2 separate regions of the Homo sapiens genome follow, and region 1 is linked to region 2. Evidence: chromatin loops called from intact Hi-C (ENCODE). Cell type or tissue: dorsolateral prefrontal cortex. All regions are shown on one strand.

Region 1 (8,000 bases), 200 kb after region 2:
CGGACTGTGGTGGGTGAACGTGGCAGATGATATTAATAAGGAAAAGCCCTAAACTTCGAAGGGAATTGGGATCCAGAATATCTGAGTTCTGATGGTGGCTCCACCATTCCCTGGCTGTGTAATGTTGGGCAAATTACGACTTTGAGCCTAATGTTCCTCAACTAAAAATTGGGCATAGTGACGCTCACAGGGTTATGGAGAATCCAGTGGCATAAGATGCTTTGAAAGTGGTAAAGTTTATGAAAATATTACGTTTGTCATCAGAAAGTGCCAAGTAGTGATCTAACTTTGATTAATTGTATTTATTAACTTTCAGAGGTCCTGATGAAATAAAGCAACATTTAAGCTTTTATATAGTTATTACAGACATATTTAATTAAGGCTTGTGGTACGACCACAAGAATGCATGACCAACTCAATCTATTCAGCAAATATATTTATTGAACACCATTAGTGGCCTTGATTTGTAATGCAGAATCAAAGCAGTTCTGGATACATTTAAATTGATTAGTATATAAGATTTTTGTTTTCTATCACCCCAAAGAATGCCACTTCAAGGATCCCTGAGAGTGAAGTTAAATACATTAATTTGTGTCTGAAATGCTTACCATGGAAAAGTGGACATTTATGAATTGGGTACATTTTGCTTTATTTCTACCTTCCACCCATCTTTTCAAAGTGAGTGGAGAAGGATAAATTCTAGGGGACTACATCAAAAGTAATTAAGAGAGATTTGGGCAATAGCTCAGCAAGTTTGGGGATGGGTGTGATTCTTTAAAGAGAACAGCAAGGCCTGAGGTCTTTGCATTTGGCCATGCAGAGAACAGGGGTGGGTAGGCAGGTGGAGGAGACATGGGGCTGTGTGGGGATAGGTATGACAATGTGTCTTCTGAATGAGCATGTCTAGGACTGGCATATTGAGTCGGAGACAGGAACAATGAATGAAGGGTGCAATGAAGGGAGGTGATTTGGAATCCTGCAAATTCAGTATTGCTGGGAAATAATAGAGCCAGGTTCTAAAGCAAGGTCTGCATTTTCTCCCCAGTATCACACCACCTCTCTTTTTGTATCCTAGAATGTCCTAGAAAGAATGTATAAACTGAGCATTAATTCGCTGACCAGCATGGTTTATATGTCATGATGATTTGACATCTCTTAACACACTTTTTCATAATCTTGTTCAAGTATGACATTTCTGATTGAGTTTTGTTCTGAGGGAAAGCTTATTTTTAGAAAACACCATGATCTGCTAGTACAACTGTCCCAAAGAATCTAGAAGTAGCTTCTTTGGTGACATTTAAAAAGGCTTAAAGTGTTACCTTCACATATGGGGAAATAATTACAAAAATATTCCATTAGCCATGTAATAAATAGTGCAGAGCAATGATTAATTAAAGAGATAACTATAATTTATTCACTATCCATTAACAAGCATAATCCCATGTAAACACAAAATAACACAGGTTGAGGGAATCAGGGGAGACTCAGTGTCAACTTTGAACTGAGCAATCCTAGGAATCTACCCTTAAGGAAAAGGTAAGGAAAAAATAAAATCTTTACAACTTTAATTTGTTTCTAGTTGATTGTGTGGAGGCAATGAGTTGTTCTAGTTTCTATTTTTTACTAATATTGCAGCTTGAAAAAGTTACTTTTCAATCCCTAGTTTCTGCATCCATAAAACAGGCCCAGGAACAGTGGCTCACACCTATAATCCCAGCAGTTTGGGAGGCCAAGGCAAGAGGATCACTTGAGGCCAGGAGTTCAAGACCAGCCTGGGCAACATAGTGAGACCCTGTCTCTTCCAAAACAAACAAAAGTATAAAATAGGGCTAATGACTTATATATTTCAAGGTTGTCATAATTAAACAAAATAACTATGTGGAAGCATCTAGCGTAATTCCTTCCTTCCCTTCCTCCCTCTTTCTCAGGGAGAAAAAAAGCAGGATATAATCAAATGTTACAGAGGACTTAAAAATAGTTCAGATGAGTTTCAGAGTAGGATTAAGTCTTACATTTAAATTTTTTTGTGTGATTTAAAATCTTTAAGGATAAAGGGCTGTTATGCTACACTTTCTCCTTTTCTCCTTCTCCCACTTTTTCTTTGATTCTCTTTCATTACAGTCCCTTTCTCTCCATCTCTCCCTTCCTCCTGTTCCTTCTTCCTGGCAAGAGCTATAATATAATTTTCTTTCTTAATTGCAAACAAAATGAATGAGGTGTTTTAGTAGCCTTCTGAGGTCTTCAAAATTAGATATTTAAACATTAATGACACCACACTTGCTTGTTTTTCTGCTGCCTCATTCTTGTTCTTTTTTAATGTATTTTGCTGATTCTCTTCTCTCCAAGCCTTTATGCCCAAGACGATCCAGGGTTCTTCCCTTCATCCTCCTTTTCCCAAATCTACTCTCCTTCCTCATCCAGCATCATGACACTAAATGCATCCAAATGCTGACCACACTACAATTTCTGTCTGTAGCCTAGACCTTTCCTACATCTCCAAACCAGTAGGTTCCACTGCCGATTCAACTCCTCCACATGCCTGGCATGCTTCACATGGCCCCAGACAACCTCCTCTTCTTCCCTGAACTGTTCCTCCCACCTGTTGGCAACTCCAGCTTTCCAGTGGCTTAGGCCTAAAGCCTTGGATTTGCCCTTTATTTTTTTTCTTTAACACAATGGCATTTAATCTGTCAGGAAAGTCCTATTGGGGGAACCCACCCCCAATATTTCAATATAGGTTCTTTCTATTTTCCATAAGTGTCGGCCGGCTGAGAAATAAAGAGAAAGAGTACAAAGAGAGGAATTTTACAGCTGGGCCTCTGGGGGTGACATCACATATCGGTAGGTCTGTGATGCCTACTTGAGCTGCAAAGCCAGCAAGTTTTTATTAGGGATTTCAAAAGCGGGGGGTGGTGTACGAACAGGGAGTAGGTCACAAAGATCACATGCTTCAAGGGGCAAAAAGGAGAACAAAGATCACATGCTCCTGAGGAAACAGGACCAGGGCAAAACCAGAAACTCCTGATAGGGGTCTATGTTCAGCGGTGCACATATTGTCTTGATAAACATCTTAAACAACAGAAAACAGGGTTCGAGAGCAGAGAACGTGTGTGACCTCAAATTTACCAGGGCTGGGGTTTCCCAATCCTAGTAAGCCTGAGGGTACTGCAGGAGACCAGGGCGTATTTCAGTCCTTATCTCAATCGCATAAGACAGACACTCCCAGAGTGGCCATTTATAGACCTCCCCCGAGGAATGCAATTCTTTTCCTAGGGTCTTAATATTCCTTGCTAGGAAAAGAATTTAGTGATATCTCTCCTACTTGCATGTCTGTTTATAGGCTCTCTGCAAGAAGAAAAATATGGCTCTATTCTGCCTGACCCCGCAGGCAGTCAGACCTTATGGTTGTCTTCCCTTCTTCCCTAAAATCACTGTTATTCTGTTCTTTTTCAAGGTGCACTGATTTCATATTGTTCGAACACACATGTTTTACAATCAATTTGTATGGTTAACACAATAGTGGTCCTAAGGTGACGTACATCCTCAGCTTAGGAAGATAACAGGATTAAGAGATTAAAGTAAGACAGGCATAAGAAATTATAAAAGTATTAATTTTGGGAACTGATAGATGTCCATATTAAAATGAAATCTTCACAATTTATGTTCAGAGACTGAAGTAAAGACAGGCATAAGAAATTATAAAAGTATTAATTGGGAACTGATATATGTCCATATTAAAATGAAATCTTCACAATTTATGTTCCTCTGCCGCGGCTCCAGCTGGTCCCTCCGTTCGGGGTCCTTGACTTCCCACAACAAAGTCCTGTTAGCTTTCCTTTTAAATATATTCACAATCTCACAACCTCTCACCGCCACCATTACTACCAGCTTGATCACAGCCACCATCACTGTTTACCTGGAGTGTAGCAACAGCCCCCACACAAGTCTCCTGCTTGACCCTGTCACCTCTTCAGGATTAAATCAATGTCCTTACAATGACCTGCAAGGCCCTACATGATCTGACCCTTCTCTGACCTCCTCTCCTTAATTCTCTCTCCTCTGTTTACTGGGCTCCAGATACACTGGCTCCCTGCTGTCCCTGGAATACACTAGGCCCACTCTTGCCTCAGGCCTTTGTTCTAGCTCTTCTCTCTGCCAGGAAAGCTCTTTTCCCAGACAGCCCCATGGCTGGCTTCTTCAATTCCCTCCAGTCTGCCCAAAAATCATCTTCTCAATGAGAACTAGGCTGATCACTCATGTAAAATTGCAAACTCACCTGCCTTCTGGATTCTTTTTATTCTGTCCTGCATTTTCTTTTTCATAGCTTCTGACATACTCTATAATTTACTTATGTTTCATGTTTTTATTTATTGTCAGCTTCCTCACCCCATTGAAAACACCAATAGGGCACAAAGCTCTTCCCTCCCTTTTAACAAATATTTGATGAATGGGGTACATTTCATAGCAGTTTCTCTTTGTTGGATTTTGAAATTTTCCCAACTTCAGCCAGGATTAAATATTTAAATTGCCTTATAGGGATAAACTTCATCTGAATATTTCTGTAATGCATAATCAAGGTATTTGAGTTACAAGTGCCTTGACCTCAAGAACCTCCACAACTGACATTTGTAAGCCCCACATTCAGGTAATTCATAGTCTGTGATTCTGTGTTGTCTTGGAAGACAGAATCACAGAACCATGGGCTTTATTATCCTGCACATCCTCTTATTCAAAGCAGAAATTCCTTTTCAGGCATCCTTGGCTGGAGGCCATGCAGTCTTTGTTCTTTCATGACTAGGAACTTATGAGTTTGGAACTCAGCCCATTCTGCTTTTGGTTAGTTCTCTTTTCCCCTGTTATTGGCGCCATCTAAAGCTGAATTGACTCTTCTAGTAACCACCTCACATATTTAGGCTCATACTGAATATTGATTACTAAATCCTATAAGTTCTCAGGCTTTCTTTCTTAATCATGTGATACAGCTACTAAGAGAGCTTATGCTTATGTCATTTCAGACTGCATGAATAGAGATATACAGCTTAAACCAAGAAAGGTGATCACCCTATACTCTTCAATACTAATCAGGCCACATTGCAACATTGTTTTTAGTTCTGGATGACATATTTTGGAAGGATGTTGATAAATTGAGATATATTCAAAAAACAGAGGGTGACAAGGATGTATAAGAGCCTAGAAAGTTTATCTTCTATTAATTTATTCTGTTAAATCATTTTTTTCATTTGTCAACCAACAAAGTAGATTTATGAAATGTCTATTATATTGAAGCCATTGTGAGGGAAATAAAGTCACGACCTTTAGTTGACAACAATAGAACTAAATTTAACTAGTTAAGCAGAAAAAAAAATTTACTAAAAGTTATTAGAAGGCCCAGAGAATTTCCAGGTAAGTCAGAAAATCTGGGTTAGACATTAGGATCTATATCTAAGATGACTCCAGGGGAGACAGCTGCTGCAGCACGGAGCACAAGCACCAGATCTTGGTCCCACGCTCCTGGGCACTGAATGCCATCTCAAAACCTCTGCCCCTGCTGCCTCTGAAACCCGGATGGCTCTGCCACTGCCCTTAGTGAAATGGAATTCACATGGTGCATTTTTTTTTCCATTCCCTTCCAAATAAAAGTCCTGATTGAAGGAGCCTAAGTCATATGTAAGGAAGGCTGGGAAAGTGCGTTTCTGTCTTCTGTCTTGGACTCATAGGTAGGAAATTCTCTAAACATAGAAAAAACAGACAGAGGTGCTCAGGGCCCAAAAAGTATGCCAAATGCACTAGACTTCGAACTCTTTGAGGAAAGATACTATGCCTTATTAGAACAACATAGTGTTGCTTTGAAATCAGAAAGGGCTGGTATCTATCTAGAAATAGATCTACTCTACTTCCTAGTTTTCGGTAATTTGGAGCTATATATGTATATATATACAAAAGGAAAATAATACCTCCCTTGCAATGTGTGTGTGTGTGTGTGTGTGTGTGTGCCCATATAAAGCAGAGTGCCTGCCTATTAAATGATAGTTTTCCTGCAATATCTTTGTATTCCCATTACCAAGGATGATTCCTGGTACAAAGCATTCATTTTTTAAAAATATGAGACTGTTCGTCGAAGTCATGGTATTTGCCTTTGAGAAAAATATCAGTAGGTAGGTAATTTGTAAACCAAAAAATTCTAAAATCCAAGGTGAAATAATGTCGATCCACCGTGGATGGGGAAGTAAGTGTCCTCTGAGGTACTGATGCCTGCTTTTACCAGGAGAAACTAGAAGTAGCATCAAATAATACTTAGTCTTATTTGACTAAGAGTGACTGTAAGAGTGACTCAGTATGAACTTGATCAAGGGTAAATCACCTCCATCAATCATTCTTCTATATTCAGTTGGACACTACTAAATATTTCCAGATGGCAGACCAACTCATTAGATTATGTGGGAGAATACATTTTGTAACTAATTCCACCATGGACCAGCATCAAGTTGGGGTGTTTAATATCAGAAAGATTGTCAAGCCTTAAGTGAAACTTGTTTACATCACAGACAGTTTACACATAACATTGCTTTGAAAACCTCTGCACTCAGATAGTAGAACAATGGGGTTTTAACCAGTATATATCTGCAAGCTTGCACACCTGAAGTTGATTCATGCAGATATCCTTGAGACCCATTCTGGTGGCATTCAGGAAGCTTACTGTACTGGGAATATTGGGGAGGCCTTGGCATCTTCAGCACCCTAATAGGATAAGGGTACTCCTGCCAAGGTCCCATCTGCAAGTATGACACTTACCTCTATTACTTTGTGAAATGCTATTTTGGGAATATAGTCCATGGCTGTCATTACCAGATTTTGGGACTTCTTGGACCAGTAATAGCCACTCCTCAGGCTTGGGGGCCAATAAGGACTTGTCAAGTTCATACTGGCAAATAAAGACACTCAACAAGCAATACAAAATATAAAACTACCATATTTTCTACCATTATCACATCAAACAAAGCACTTTTAACTCCTCCCAAAGTTGGAAGGACATCATCTTAAAATAAACTATAGTTGGGCTGGGCAGGGTGGTTCATGCCTGTAAGGAATCCCAGCACCTTGGGGAGGCTGAATCTGGGAGGATTGCTTGAGACCAGGAGTTCAAAGTTACCATGAGCTATGATTGTGCCACTGGACTCCAGCCTGGGTGACCAAGCAAGGCCCTGTCTTTAAAAAAATACAACAAAATAAAGCATAATCCTATTCAAGTGAGGAAAGTGAACCAATTTGCTGTGAAATATGTATGTCTTACCCTTTTTTCCCCTCCTTTTTCTGGGGAGCAGAAAAAACTCTGTCACCACCTAGAAGCTGACTGCAGATGACATCTAGAAACTGCCAGTCTGAGGACTAGGCTGAGTATTTACTTTCCCAGAAGTTCTGTCCTTTAAGTCAGGCACCAAAAGATCCCCAAATTTGCTCGGCCTTCTCAGAATTAGCTCAATTGGGCTTTGCTTTTTCTAAAGGATTTTGCAGGAAAGTGCTGCCATGTATTGCCATTACATTTACTATAAACTATTGATGCAATGGTTGTCTATGATGCCTCAGTGGCTCCCAGGTGAAATTTCATACAAGAAATTTCCTTTTGATTTTAAAGTAAAAAAGATGATCATTGTTTCCCCAGTGGAATTTGGGTATGCTACTTTCTTTATCTGATAGTGAGAACAACTGAATTTCTTGAGTTTCCCTTTCTTGCCCTGGCCAGTAGGAGGCTCAGCATCATCTCTGATGTCTACTCATAACTACTGAATTAATCCTGTACTTCTAAATGAGAAAAAGGTGACAACCTCAAATTACCCAGAAAGCTACATTTGGAGAGTATAGGAATTTTAGTAGCAAGTCATTAAAAATTAAACTGAATACAATTTCTTCACACAGACAAATACATCCTTCTGGAGAAATCAAAGATTTCCCCAAGTTCATATTTGGGACCACATCATCTGATTATGTAGATTGTTCACAGC
Region 2 (8,000 bases):
AGGGAGGGAATTCCTGCCGACTACAGGGAGCCCTCTGTGCTTGTCTCTCTCCCCCGCCCTCAGCCCTCTTCCCCTTTCATTGAATGCCTGAAGTCAGAGCCTACCTGGAAACCCTCAAAATTTTACACTCCACTTGTCCGAGGTTTCCAATGATGACAAATTTGAAAAACGCTTCGGCTGAAGCCCGGCACCTAAGGCTGAGAGTTGGGGGGAGGGGAGGCTGTTGGATAAAAGCTCCTTGGAAAAGACACACTTGCCTCCCCCTTTTTCGCCACGCGGAAACTGGCCGGTCTGGACAAGGGATTGCGCTGGGCTAAGGCCTCGGGCTGGGGAGAGCTCCAGCAGCCTGAAAGCCGAATCCGCAGAAGTTATCCACCTGGCTCCTTAGCCACCGGCCAACAAGAGGGCTCTGGGCGTCCCGCCCTTCACGCCTGTATTAGAAAGGCCTGAGTCTGGCCGGGAGACCTGACTTGAGGTCTCTTGGGAGGAGCAGGGGGTGCCAGTTCTGCAGGGGACTTGCCCAGTTCCAGTGAGGCTGATGTAGAAAACAATAGCTCTGTCCTCAGCCTGGGCGGCCAGCCGGGGCCGCACGTGTAAGATGTGATTCTATCTGAGTTTCCAAATCTAAGTGCATTGATTGAGGCCCAAAGAGTTCACGGCGCATAACTGTCTTAATTAAACCTGCTATAAACAGACAAATCACTTCTTGTTCTTGTAAATAGAGCTTGGGGAGATGGCACAGGGTCTGGCAAAAGCCAGGCTTGGGGAACATTCTTAAAAAAGGAAAAGAGTACTGAGACACAGACAGAAAAAGAATAAAACTGGAGTATCCACATCTTCAGAAAATAGCTCAACTGAAACCAAAATATGCCATAGCAGGGAAGTAATGTGAGACACCCTAAGTTCCCAGAGCAGCTCAGTGGAGGCTGGTAGCCCAGGATGGGACCAATGGTGGAAAAGCAGGGAGCCGGAGAGACCACAGGTTGTTTGGGGGAGGACAGGTGCCCATTGCTGAGGCTCTGAGCTACTCTACTTGGCCCTGCACTTTCCTTGCCAATCCTTCCATCTTTCCCTGCCACTGATCTCAACTTCCTGATACTGAGAGACAGTGCTGGGAGGACAAGTACTCTCTCAACTTGGTCAGCTTGGGGGACAAGGGCTGGTCACCAAGAGCTCAGAGATAGCAACAACTGGGGATGATGGGTGATCATAGGAGTCCAGCGGGAGCAGATGGGAAGAAAAGTTGTCTGTGATCCTCTGGGAAAGCAGAAAATGGGGAGTATGTACACCCACAGCTCAGATTCTGCTGTCCCTAAGTGCCGGCAAGGGCTGGGGGATGATCTTGAGTAGGGTCAGGTGCTCCAGTGCCCCAGCTGTTGGGTGTCCAGAAGAGGTTAGGTGTGTGGTAGCTCTGGGAAGAATGCGCGAGACGTCCTTCACTTGGAATGTGCAAAGGGCCGGGTCTGTCTCCAAGTAACTCCGGGTCTCCGGAAGTTACCTGGCAGGGGCAGCCCTCAGCAGACTTTGGGTCTTACAGCATAAAACGAGACGAACTAAGGGGAGCCCACCACTTTTCTAGCTAAAAGTGGAAAGGAAAAGTTGTCTATAATATGTAAATACAGGAGATATGAGTGCACAGGTTTGGGTGGGTTCCTGGTAACTTCTGGAGCCGACTTTTCCCTGGTCTTGGTTTGCAAACTTTAATTCCCATTTCTTTTCCTTTACTATTTAGCATATGACTCTAACAATAATCTGATTCAGAAATACTCTTCATTTCGTTAGGCTAACATTGATAAGGAATTTAAGTTCAGGTAAATTTTAGCACAACACTTTTCTAAAAAGTAACTTTAAAAGTGTTTTTAACTTCCACACAACAAAAACGAAAAAAGTATATATCACTATGGTTGGAGAGAAACATTCTTAGATTGCCTTTATATTTCAGAGACTTTGTATAGGTGCCAGCAACTCCGCAGACACTAACAAATGGGTTATTTGCAGTTATTGTTCATGAAAGGTCTTTTATATTTTTAAATTACGGCATGGTTCCCAGGTGGAAAAATTCCTTACAATTAAGAACTGGTTTTCAAGAAGATTGGAAAACCAGAACAAAAATTACAACGTTTTATCATATAGAAGTCTTTACTGAAAACAACGGATATTGAGTGGAAGTCAGAATGTAATGAAAGTTAATTAAAATGCAAACTATTAGGGAAACACTGCAGATGTCTTTCTGTCATATCCAACGGGACAGTCTTTAGATATTCCACCCTCCCTTATATTATACTTGTATTGTGAGACTTGAATGGTTGTCAACAGTTTTCTGTTGACAGAAATAACAACAGTTCACCTTTGAAAACTCTTCACTCAAAGCTACAATGATGATTGCTCTCGAGACAAGGACTGCTGAAACAAATAACTTTCACACATCTACACTCACACTTGCACACCCCAAACGCACACGCAATTGCCGGTTTTTGAAAACGTTGCCTCTGAATGAGAAAGAGAGAGAGAGAGAGAGACTGAGAAAGTCGAACTCGAGCTTAGGTAACCAACAAACCCAATTACTAGGCTTTATTGATACTAAAAGGAAAAGTTCCCCTCGTAAAATTTCTCTGAGCTTATTAGTTATTTAAATCAGCCCCAGGGTTGGACGCGTGACGCCGAAGGCACCTTCTGTCGGCTCCTGGAGGTGAGCAGCCAGCGTCCCTGCGCCGACCCACAGCCCCTCGCTCCGTCCTGGGCACTTGGGGCGAAGGCGGGCGCAGCGAGCCGAGGTGAGCCACTGGGCAGGGGCGCAGGGCCCGACACGCCGGGAGAGAGCTCCGCGTGGCCTAGGGTAGGACACCGGGCATCACACTTTGGAAAGGAACAGGTCCCAGCCAATAATAAGGGAGTAGGCGAGTAGGCCACGCGACCGCGGGGCGCAGGAGCTCAGCCGGCCCGCTGCCTGGCTCGCCAGACCCCGGCCCGCTGGGCACCGGCCCCTGCGACCCGGCCGGAGCGCTGGTGTTCGCGCCGTGAGTCGGGCGCGGGGCGTCTCAGACCTCCAGGGCTCGCTAGTGTTTTGTGTGGGTCTGGGAGCTTTGCAATTGGGTGGGCACCAGGTGAATTTACACCTTTCTGGGTCGCTGTCTCAATAGTTGACAAGTCCCTCTGTGTGTGTGTGTGTGTGTGTGCGCGCGCGCGCGTGGAAATGGTGGTGGGGGTGTATGTGAACAGCTGAATTTATTGAAAATAAACCCCAACCCGCCCAGTGAAGTCCTCTAAGCCCGACACGGGGTTCCCAAGTCCGGATGTGGCTCCGGGACCGCGCGAGGCGATGCCCTGTTCCTCTGGGCTTGGCTGTAGGGCGGGGAGGGAAGGCACCACGGGGTGGGGGAGAACTGAGCCCGAGTCGCCGCCGTCACAGTCACTTGGGCCTTTCCCGGAGGCCAAGGTCTTGACGGACTGAAACGGTGTCCGAGGGGATTCGTGATACCGAGAAAACAGGCGAGGCGCCAGCTCGGGAAGCCCTCTAAGTTGGCCCCCACTCCTTACGAGTTTGGGCCGCCGGATACACTGCCCCCCTCGTCCCTGGCTCCAGTAGGTGTCTGGGACCGTGGGTCCCGCAGCGGGCTTTTTCGCCCTCTCCGCTTGGTTCAAGACCGGCGTGGGCCCATAGCCTCAAAGCGTTCGGGAGGCAACTGCGGTTTGGGCCCCCTTGCACCCGGCTGCCTGAGCTTGCCTGCCCCTACGAGGGGTGGGAGCGGATTTCTGGACGCCTGCTGGCCTGCCTGAAATTTGGGGTGCGGACCGGGTGCTATCTTGGGCTTTCCAGGTGTACTTTTCATTTCAAGGGGTTGGGACAAACTGTGGGCGTTCGTATTTTGCACGCGCCAGGGCGTTTTTGTGTTGAGTGGCCCGGTGGTACCCTGGGCCAGGGACCTGCCCATCCCCCGCCACATCCTTAACCCGTGGACTGCAGGCGACGCGGAAGGGTTGGCTCCGGGACGCGACCGGCAGAGCCGGCGCCGAAGGTTTCGGCCTCAGCCCACGCGGTGGCGCTGTCGGGAGAGGACGCTGGGGCTCCGGGCCGGGACCCGGGCAGTGACCCGGGCTCGAGGGTGGCGGGACATTGACGCCAAGCCGAGGCCTCGGGGCTCTTCGCAGCCACCTTGGGCCTGAGATCCTCTGCCTCACTCGGTGTTTCCCTAAGGAAAACGCGGCGGGTCGGGAGCGCCACCCGGGGCCCCAACCCCGGCAGCTCCGAGCTGGGGGCGGGGACGCAGCGGCGGCTCCTTCGGCGCTTCCTTTTCTTCCCCCACCCTTGCCTTGTTGTCCCGGTTTACAGTCGATTTCTACAAGTAAACTAGATTAGCAGGGCAGTCATTCTCTCGCAGCGTGGTTGCAGAAGGGGACCCACCTATTAAGTTCTGGGCTCTGCAAAAGAATGAAGGGCGCCCCGGGGGGCGTTGCCTGGTGTGGTAGGGTGGTGCTCCAGGCCGCAGGACCCTCCGTCTTCCCCGGTCCCCCGGCCCGCGGCCGCCGAAGGGACACCAGATCTCCCACCAACGACTCCCCCAGCTCTGAAACCTATCTCCTCGCTTTCTTCCCCCAGGGCAGGCAGTGCCCACACCCGACGCCCATCTCCTACCCCGGGAAGCCCAGTGCAGAAAGCTCCCCGTCCTCGCCTGAGGCAGCTCCTGGGCCGACCTTGGCAATTCCCTTCCCGCCCACCCGGCTCCTGAACGGTCGGCCCCACTAGCCCCAGACCCTCGGGCCTCTGGGGTGCTAGGCTCACCGCCTAGCGCAGACTCGTTGCCCACCATCCTTCCCCATCAGTCGTCCCTCTGAGGCGTATCTCTCTGCTCGGGCCGCAGGGGCTCATTCGCTTGGGGCCGGGAGGAGGACCTCCACAGTCTCTACCTCCGGCGGCCGACGGCTTCCTTCCCTCTCCGCCCCCGCCCAGACCCCCTGAGCTGCCGGGGGAGCCAGGAGTCATTTATCTTTGCCTGGCGCGGGTTGGGATTTGTCCGGCTCTGATGCCAACGAGGAAGGCGTGCGGATAACGAAGTAAGTGTCCCCCGCCCTGCGCTCCGGTCAGTCCCCAGACGCCCGGAGCACTCTGGGAAAGGGCTGAAGCCCACCCTGGGCGAACCGTCCTCCAAGGCGCGTCCCCCACTGGGGTATTCTGGCCCCTGGCTCTTGTCCTCTTGGCGCATCTGATTTCCAGTCTAAGCCCCTCGCGGTTATGCCGTCCGAGAAAGTGTTGGTCGCCAACTCTCCACGGACAGTCCGCGGCGGAAATTGGCTTCAGAGCTGGCGTGGGCTTCATTTGAAAGAAATGATTCCCTCCCGCCCTCCTCCCGCCCCCAGGAGGGCAAGCTCCAGGGGAAGAGGCAGGCCCGCTTGGGTTCCTAGAAGCCGTCGAAAGCTTTTGACGCGGGCGATTCCCATAGTTTTCCCTGCGTGTTCCAGGGTTGAGGGAAAACGCGGCGCAACTTTCCAGGGCTCTTTAAAAGGCAGGGTCTCTCTGCCTGGGTGACCGAACTTGAAAGCCATGGACCTTGGGGATGGATGCCGGGCCCTCAGAGCCCGGGATGGCCCAGGCGAGAGCCGAAGTCCCGCGCCCGGCACCCTGCACCCTCCACCCAGGCGCCCAGGCCTACGCTGTCCGGAGCGGGCCTCTAGGAAGGAAGGTTGACCAGGGTCGAAAGCACGCACAACAAAAACTTGGTGTCGACAAAGAGAAATCAAGAAACGTCATTAGAGTGCAGGCCATAAAAGAAGGCCTGACAGAGAGAAAAGGAGAGAAGATGGAAATAAGAAAAACCATACACCTTTAACACTAGCATATAAAGATCTATTGATTTTTAAAATAACAAATCCGTGTTTGTGAAAAACAGGCGGCCTTTTACTAAATTACATAAGGAAAACTTGGGAGGTGGGTGAAGAAAAGGGGAAAAGTCTGAGCAGATTCCCGACAAAAACGTCAGTTAGAAGGAAACTGAGGGATAAAAATGTCCCCCAGATGTGAACTCCATGTTTTGAGCATGGAAGCAAACTATCTCCTAATGCACAAAATGGGTTTTAGATAAAAGTATTTTTAAAAATCAAACGTAATTAAAACAACTCTTTTCTCGTGATTTTGTTTTAAAAAGTTTGGAAATAAACCTTTTGAGGGATACAAAACGAAACCAAACAAATATTCTTGAATCATCAGCAAATTTATTCATTTACTGTTTTAAACAATACAAAATTCTAGCGAAAGGTAAAACTATTAAAATATATCTTATTGTCGAAATTAAACCTGCTGGAAATAATCGCTTCAGTTGAAATAAGGTCAATACAAAAATTGTGCAGTAAAAAGCGTATGTAATTTGAAACAAAAAAGGCCTTTATTAGAGACAAAACTCGAGAGGACAAAAACCCACACCGGACATAGATCACAAAACTTCCTAGAACTCTCCTTTAAATCGGAAGAAATTTGTAAAATGTGATATGAAATACAACTCTACAAACATCCAAAATACATTTCTGGTCATAATTAATCGTATTTGACATTTTCCTCTAAGTTTAATGCAACTTTAAATAATTTAGGCTTTTTCCTAACATGATAGATTTTTTTCAGTATCAGAAATGGACAAGAGGAAACTCCAGTAAAGAGAAAAGCAATGAATTTAAAAGGGTGCAGAATCTGAAAACAAACTAACCACAATGTACATTTAATTGTACTTAATTGTATATTTCATTTAAATAGTCCTTCTCAGGGGTTTAATAATTTAGAATCAATAGTTCCCTTCAAAACATAATAAAATATTTACACTTTATAAAATATTAACCGATTAACAATACAGCCGTGTTGTTTATAAGAGTGTAACTGAAGTCCTGCAAATCATGCTGTTGACACAAGCCTGTGAGGTTAGCGAAGTGATCCTTAGCAAAATGTAAATGAAGATCTTCAGACAGTGGTGTTTATAAAATAGCTCATTAATGACTTAGGATTGAATCGCTCCAACCATTCGCATCATCAGATATAATAATAGTGACGAATCAGACAGGAAAGATCCTGGCTAAACCATTTGCATTTTTTTCCAGAAGTACTGAACTCCTAATATCACCAATTCTTCTAAGTTCCTGGACATTGATCCGGAGGAGGATTCGCAGTTCAACATCAAGGTAAGGAAGGATACAGCATTGTTATCGTTGTTGAGATATTAGTAAGAAATACGCCTTTCCCCATGTTGTAAACGGGCTAAGTTTGACAGTGGTAGTTGGCTTTTGCAACACCCCCTTCCCATTTCGACATATTACAGATTGAAGAAAAAGTTTGTTGCTCAAAACTTACAGTTTGTTTCTTTGCAGCCCCAAACCTTTTAGCTACCACCACGGGTTGATTTACTAGACCCATTTTTGCTCTCACCGACTTCGAACTGTGCATTTTCTCCCACTCTTTTGACTGGGGGTGGTATGCGGGGGGAGGATGGGGCTTGGTGAAGAAAACCAGGGAAAGGCAAACGCTGCCTAAAACTCCCAGGGTGGCTCCCCTAAGAATTGCTATCCTGCTTGTTTCTTTTCTCGGCTGGGATCCGACCGACTCCCAGGTCGCCTCGGACTTCTTTGGAACTTGGTGGGCGGCGCCTAGGTGCGGGGTTCGTGGTGATCTGGGCGCCGACACTTAGGCCGGGGGCAGGTTTCCTTCCTGGGACCCTTTCTCTTCCAGAGGCTCTCAAGCCTCTAAGCCCGTGCGCATGCCGCCTACCAGGTAGATGCGGCGAGGGCGAGTGGAAGGCAGCCTTGTCCCGGGCACGATCGGCGGACTCAGCTTTTCGCAGTCTCTGCTCCCAGCAGGGATTTACAGAACTGCTCCCGAGAGCGTTTCCCGAAACCGAACTTAGTTTGGCCCTCTGGCGCCGCCGTACAGTCAACGCTTCTTAAGGGGGATCGGTGGCTCTTGCTGCGGGAGATGTGGGAGAGCCCTCGGGGTCCTGGGGATTAGGAGGGAGAGTCAACGTGTGCGG

What was found. Peaks named below come from ENCODE experiments on the same cell type or tissue, not always from the same donor. Only the 100,000 strongest peaks of a DNase experiment are listed, where the experiment ranks them.
Region 1: it touches region 2 in a loop (2.2-fold over the local background); 6 of 110 quality-filtered maps call a loop at or near these places.

What each region holds. Positions count from the first base shown.
Region 1 is chr2:199,258,235-199,266,234 of GRCh38, reverse strand. No RefSeq gene overlaps it. Among named protein-coding and RNA genes, the nearest start is that of SATB2, 200 kb to the left of the region's middle. In dorsolateral prefrontal cortex, no CTCF peak of the experiment used is centred here; a DNase peak (open chromatin) is centred at 4,784.
Region 2 is chr2:199,459,610-199,467,609 of GRCh38, reverse strand. It overlaps a transcript of SATB2 not described here. Among named protein-coding and RNA genes, the nearest start is that of SATB2-AS1, 4.5 kb to the left of the region's middle. RefSeq lists enhancers at 4,530-5,295, 7,790-8,000. In dorsolateral prefrontal cortex, CTCF peaks have their summits at 3,804, 4,003 (motif pointing right), 7,789 and 7,988; DNase peaks (open chromatin) are centred at 3,394, 4,029, 5,462, 7,889 and 2 weaker places; H3K4me3 peaks cover 5,716 bases; H3K27ac peaks cover 8,000 bases; H3K27me3 peaks cover 7,101 bases.